Linked DNA regions of Homo sapiens: region 2 is linked to region 1. Evidence: chromatin contacts called from ENCODE Hi-C or POLR2A ChIA-PET data. All regions are on one chromosome and are shown on one strand. Each heading gives the region's core, a stretch centred on a gene start or an enhancer-like site at or near the end of the contact. The rest is flanking DNA. Distances are from core to core; before and after follow the strand shown.

What was found. A loop is a pair of places that touch in the nucleus more often than their neighbours do. ChIA-PET counts read pairs that join two places held with the same protein, here RNA polymerase II (POLR2A). Pooled maps may share reads with other maps.
Region 2: a pooled map shows a loop between it and region 1 (2.0-fold over the local background). The contact joins the enhancer-like site here to the promoter of LINC01331 in region 1. A Hi-C loop is called at or near these places in 3 of 168 maps with a recorded cell type or tissue (A673, endothelial cell of hepatic sinusoid and vagina) and 2 of 50 pooled maps. POLR2A ChIA-PET finds 5 or more read pairs at or near these places in 1 of 52 experiments (A673).

The regions. Positions count from the first base shown.
Region 1 is chr5:74,535,080-74,538,380 of GRCh38, forward strand. It overlaps LINC01331 (long intergenic non-protein coding RNA 1331), which reads right to left and starts at 1,694. Exons shown (of 4, transcript NR_197436.1): 1 at 1,591-1,694.
Region 2 is chr5:74,445,403-74,448,703 of GRCh38, forward strand. The region is part of intron 2 of LINC01331 (long intergenic non-protein coding RNA 1331); the gene reads right to left. Among named protein-coding and RNA genes, the nearest start is that of LINC01331, 90 kb to the right of the region's middle. Within about 2 kb of position 1,654, at least 3 of the 41 ENCODE cell types and tissues checked have a DNase peak (open chromatin) inside an H3K27ac peak, as active enhancers do.

The sequences.
Region 1 (3,301 bases), core at 444-2,943:
TTTACTTTAAGTAACTAATGTGTGTTTTTAAAAGGTAAATCTAAAAACCTAGATAGCAATACTATGGGAGTGGCATTCAATGAATAGAAAATGCATGGTAAGTTCCTTAACCCTTTCAGGAATATAGAGATAGTTAATCATTCTACATTTTGTTAGAAATTTTACAATAAATATGCATGAAAATTTAGAGGTAATCTCAGAAAGTAAAAACTATAAAATAGAAGGCAGAGTCTTATAATGAACAGTCTTGAAAAATCTGTAGAACAGGACTTGAGTTGTGGAGATAACGGTTCAGTAAAGGCTGCCCATGGCCTGAAAAAATAAAATTTCCCAATATTTTTTCTTTGCTACTAAAGAAGAACTTAAGCACTAAAGAATCAAATGCCATGAAATTGAATTCAGATACAAATTTAAGTTTTTGCTTTTTAGTAACTAAAGGATTTAAAAGAGAAATTTAACATGGCCTCAACTCCTAAGTCGCTATTGATTATCAGATACAACATTTATGTAAAAAACAACTTTTTTCCTACTTGACCATTGATGAGAAGGTGCCACCTGATTTCCAAAACGTTAACATTTTAAATCGACAAAATGTATTAACTTACTTGACTTTGAGCCAAGTAAAATTGTTCTCAAGTGCCTTGGACTCTTCCAAGGAAGCTTATTAAAATGCAGATCCTGGGGGCACTCTAAGAGACTCGGATTCTGAAGATTGGAAAAGGCTAGAGATTTGCATTTTTAACAGATAGTTCTGACACAGATGATGGGAAGACTGCAAATTTCTGAAATGTTGACTGAGTAAAATCAAAATAGTAATAAAATTAGCCAGGCAGCCCTGAGGGAATCTTAACAGCAAACATAAAAATTGAGCCACCCATTCTGAAAGACATCCAGGTTGGAACTAGGAAAATTCTAATTAATGAGTTAAATACTTGTTGAATCCTAATCTAGAAATCAAAAGACCTGGTTTCTGTTCCAGTTCTGCTGGTAATTAGCTTTGAGACTGTGGGAGAAGTAGGGGGATTATTTTTCCTCTCTGGGCCCAAGTTTCCTCATCTATAAAATAAGGTTAAATTATTCTCTGCCAGCTTTAATGTTCTTTGGCTCTGTGAGTTCACATAATGGGATTGTGGGCCAGTAATTAATCTAATCTTTATAGATTCTTCGAAAGAAGCCCCCCGCCTTATTTCCCCAGGAGATGGCAGTGGGAAAGTACAGCATAGAGAAACCACATTAATGCTGCAGAGAGGCAGGTTCTGAGTGAGACACCAAATTGACCCTCAATATCTGACCTCCACCTTCCCCGTTACAAAACTTATTCTTTAAAAGCTTACCAAACGAATACAGCAAAGGATGGGTAAAGAAAATGCAGTCAATCTCTTCTAAATGCAAATTACCTTGGCAATTATGCAAGCAATTTAAAATAACAACGAGTTGCAAGCAAGAACAACAAAGATTTGATTCCCAAGCTAGAAACTTTCAATTCAGCCGAAAGCTACAAATCCTGGGAAATGCAGGCCCCCAGAACTGCATGGATGGTGGTAACAGAGACACGTAACAAAACAAACTTCAGAGAAAAACTAGACTTACCTAGTTCTTCTAAGAAAAATAGAGTTTTTCTTTAAAAGCGGTCTTTTGTGAGGCTTGGATTCCTCCAGCAATGAATGTAGAGCCAAGCTGTGAACCCAAAGACTGGAGCCCTACACACCTCCCCAGCTTTTACTGTAGAAATCTTTATTTGTTCTGGAATCTCTTTTATCAACACTTCACTTACTCCTACAGTGTGAACTCCAAACAGTCCTGTTTAAGAAACTATCTGCAAATACCAGAATGGCTAATCCTAAAAATAAGGTGTTAATTGGTCTCTTGGTGATTCCAACCCCAAACATAATAAACTAGTATTTCTTTTTAAATGTGGGGGTTTTGCCCCACTGCTAGTCTGAAGTACTGGGTCTTTCTTTTTCTGCTGCTTTTCAGCTTATGTTTTAGGTAAAAATAAAGAAAAAAGAAACTAGTAAGAAATACAGTGAATCTTTGTCTCTCTTCATCTGACAGTAATTATAGGATGTTAAACCCAAAGTAAAGCAGGTCATACTGTATCTTCAGGAGGAGCCAAATTAGGAGGCAAGCTTGTCATTCCTGAAGTCTTCCTTATGGACATAGGAATCCAACAATTTAAAAAAAAATTTTTTTAGAGACAGAATCTATGTCACCTAGGCTGGACTCAAACTCCTGGGCTCAAGGGATACTCCCTCAGCCTCCCAAGTAGCTAGGACAACAGTCAAGCAGCACCACACTGGACTTCTCAGGAATCCACCTTTTTTTTTTTTTTTTTTTTTTTTTGAGACAGAGTTTCACTCTTGTCACCCAGGCTGGAGTGCAGTGGCGTGATCTCAGCTCACTGCAACCTCCGCCTCCCTGGTTCAAGCAATTCCCCTGCCCCAGCCTCCCGAGTAGCTGGGATTACAGGCACAGGCCACCATGTCCAGCTAAATTTTTTGTATTTTTAGTAGAGACGGGGTTTCACCATGTTGGCCAGACTGGTCTCGAACTCCTGACCTCAGTCAATCTGCCCACCTCTGCCTCCCAAAGTGCTGGGAATACAGGCGTGAGCCACCGTGCCCAGCCAGGAATCCACTACTAAATAATAAACACCTCTTAGTGCCTCTGGCCCAAATGCCCAGTTAACTGTGGCCCAGTTTCCCTGGGTGTTGGCTGAGTGTTTAGCTGGGGCAGAGAGCCAATCAACAAATTAGGGGCATTGATCCTTTTTATTATCTTTGTTTTTATCTCTCACTTCTGACCTGCAACAACATCCCATTGTCAGCTCAGATTCTGGAGCGTTTAAACCCTTCCCCTGCCACTGAGAAAGCGTTTTTCTAATGAGGAAGTAGTGTGACTGCAGAACGGTGGTACAGTAGGAGGGATCTCCCCCGGTACCCATCACGCAGGGACAGACTGGCTCTGGGTTCTACTCCTAACTTCTCTCATCATTGGTACTACTCTCCACGACCATCATTTCAGAGAAATTTCTCTGCTTTGGTATATACAGGAATTTGACCTGGGATTTGTGTGAAATATTTACATTGTTTTTCATTTGGGTAGATGGCCTCAGAACAATGCAGTTCCCAATTTCCTTGTGCTGTTCTCCTTTGCTTGCAAGCAGGACAGGAGCAGAGAATTAGAGGAAAGGATTTCACTGAGTGGCGTACAGTCTTTCCTCCAAACTTTCCATGGCAAACACAGTGTTGATCTATACTTGTGAGAACCTCCTGGGGCTGCATGTACTTCCTAATGGGCC
Region 2 (3,301 bases), core at 404-2,903, 90 kb before region 1:
TTGATGAATTCAGCTTGGTGAGTGACTGCAGAGTCAATGTGGATAGAAACAGACTCTGGGGTCCCTTCTTTCTGGGGTCACCTGATACAGTCTGCAGATCCCTCTTGATTCACTCAATCTGTTTCGGCTGCTGGGGTAGAAAGCAAAGCTGTATTAGAATCTATTTTTCTTTCTGAACAGTGTTTAATATTCTCATCATTTAGTATTTTATATTTGTAACTGTGATATTTACAGGGAAGTGTAGCGAGTTTGCTTGTGGTTAATTTGCCTGCCTGCCATGTCTCTTTTAGAGAGTGTGATCCCCCCACCCCTCTGACTGAACAGCAGGTCCTGGGACTCTGGCCTCAAGTCGTGTCATTTAAATCGGAAGTGAGCATCCAAGTCAAGCCTAGGCCCAAAAAAAAACTGCACTTGGAAATAGAGGGTGTCGCAGGGGGGCTTCAGGGGTCTTGCCAGTCTCTCTTGGGTGCTAAAACTGGGAAGTGATGTAAAGTTGCAGTTGGGGCAACCATGCAAGTTCAAAAGAAAATAAAGGGGAGTGTTCTGGTAAGAGGCAGAAGGAATAGGCCAGCAGAGAGAGTCAGAGATGAGAGAAAACGTGGCCCCAGTGAGACAGAGTAATTATCCAACTGTATATGTCCCTCCAGATGCTTGCCCTCAGCTTCCATTGACATACGCCATATCTTTCTAATAAATTCCCATCTTTTTAAAAGTCACTTGAATTCCAGAAAAGAAAAAAAAGAAAGAATTTCATATCTATGATAGTGGCCAGGCACGGTGGCTCACGCCTGTAATCTCAGCACTTTAGGGGGCCAAGGCAAGAGGATCACTTGAGGTCAGGAGTTCAACACCAGCCCAGGGAACATGGTGAAACCCCATCTCAACTAAAAATACAAAAATTAGCCGGATGTGATGGTGCACGCCTATAATGCCAGCTACTCAGGAGCTGAGGCAGAAGAATCACTTGAACCTGGGAGGCAGAGGTTGCAGTAAGCCCAGATCGTGCCACTGCACTCTAGTCTGGGCAACAGAGTGAGTGAGACTGCATCTCAGAAAAAAAAAAAAAAAAAAGATAGGGACAGAAAGGTATGGGGCCTTGGTTAGAGTTTGTTTGAATACCACCTCAAAGACAGGGAAACATTCAATTAACCATTTCTGTCTGATTTCTCAACTTTACACCACTATTATCCTTTCTTGATAGATCAGGAAAATGGTCACTTACATTTAAAATAGATTATGTAGCCTCTTGCCATTTTTGGAAACATTCTTAGATAATAGAATTACTGAATTTCCAGACAACTCAACAGGATCACACAGACTCTCAAATCAACATACCTAGCAATCATGACTACACCGTGTTATGAGCTGATAAATTCATAGAGCCTAAAGCATTACAGAAGGAGGGAGTGGAGAAGCGTGCTTATCTTCCTTGTGAGTTAGCCTCAATTTCAGAACAAACTCAGCAGTGCCAAGAATAACCGATTATTCTCCCTGTGATGAAATGTACTTTCCAACAATATTGAGTCCTTCCCACCAGTACTAGGTTACGATGTCAACATGGGTTAGTTATTCTCACGCCAACATGAGGATTGGCCTAATTATTCAGGTGCCAGCATGGGAGCTGAGACCTCACTTTCTCTCCCAGAAATGAGAGCATGACCACCCCGATAAGCACGATACCCCCTCCTGCCAAACATCCCTCTGCAGGAGGCCGTGAACCAATACCGTGTGAGCTGCAATGCTGTCTCTTCCGGAACTCAATGTCGCATTTCACACATCTAAGTTGGTCGCCAGCCTTTGGCAATTTCCAAGTTTCCCACAGATTAATGAAAAATCCAGCTGTTTCCAACTATTTGGAACAAAACAATATGTGATAAAATGAGGAGAGAAGGGAATCGTTATCCAATTTCTCCAGCAGTCAGAGAGATTTGGAACATACTGGGAAGAAAAATTACAAGCTCGATTGTTCAAAGATTTAAAAAAAGAAAGAAAGCTTTGTATTAAATTTCTGAGAATGCTTTTTATTTACCATACAGAGAGAGCTAAAAAAGCTATTCTTTGATTAATCAGGTATGAGCTAATTCTGCCTTCCTAATGCAGCCTGGGAGTCCTTTTAGTGAAAGGTGAGTAGTGATGGCTCCCACGAAGGACACTGGGACATCTTGGCTATAAATCTAAGTGGGAATGGAAGTTGGGGCAGCAGTTAAAGGAAACCGTTGTGTAGGCCAGTGCTCCTCAAGCTTTCTGAGGGTCTGCCCGTGCAAGAATGACAGATACATAGAATCATCCATTATGTAGCCTTGGCTTCTTTGACTTGGCATAATACATCTGAGATTCATCAATGGCTACAGGGTGGCTGTGGCAACAAGGCCTCCCTTTTCAGTATCCAAATAAGGATAGAAAAAAAAAAAAAGAAGTTTCTGCTCATGAGACCCTTTTTTCATCAGGAAGGACCTATTTCACAAAAGCTCTCAGCAATGTGTCCTCGGGTCACTTTGATCTGAATTGACTGTCCTGCCCATGCCAAGCTACAAAGGAGGCTGGGAAAGTGAGTAGTGGACATTATTTACCATGGAATGTGCCACTGCCAGGAAGGAACCCAGGAGATGCACTAAATCCCGTATTCCAGGCTGTCCCTTTCATCTCCCTCACAGGCCAACGAAACTCACACTCAACTTTAAAAGAAGAAAGGCTATGGGTGAAGGAGGAGAAACAGAATACTAAGGAGAGATGTATCATGAGGTATTCCAAATATACGTCTTCGTTAAAAGATCATCACACACACTTAACCTCTCTGGACCTTAATTCCCTCATCTGTGAAATATAAATGGGTATGCCAGTGCCTGCAGTATAAGGTTATCTTGAGAATTAAACAAGAGAATATGTGGCAAGCACTTGTTACATACCTGATGCACAGTAAGTAGTCACTAAATAGTGGCTGTTATTAGAAATTTAAGCAAAGAAGCATATTCAAAAGTATTAAATACTGAAGGCGTATCATTTCAATATACTAGAATTTGGAAAAAGGAGAAATTGTCCCTCGGAGTCATCTAGAAAAGCTGCATTGTGGAAGCAAAATATGAGCTGGCCTTGAAGGATGGCTAGAATTTAAATAGTGAAGAAGAGAAGGAAAGGCATCCAAGTGAAAGAAACAGCACGAGTGGGAAGGCTTAGACAGGAATAGGGGCCATATTTGTGCTATGGGAAGGAGAAAGGCACTGATACCCAGCAAGTGCCTACTACATGCGAGGCACTTGACAGGCACATTGCATGTGTCTCATTTAGGTTCTTCAATAACCTC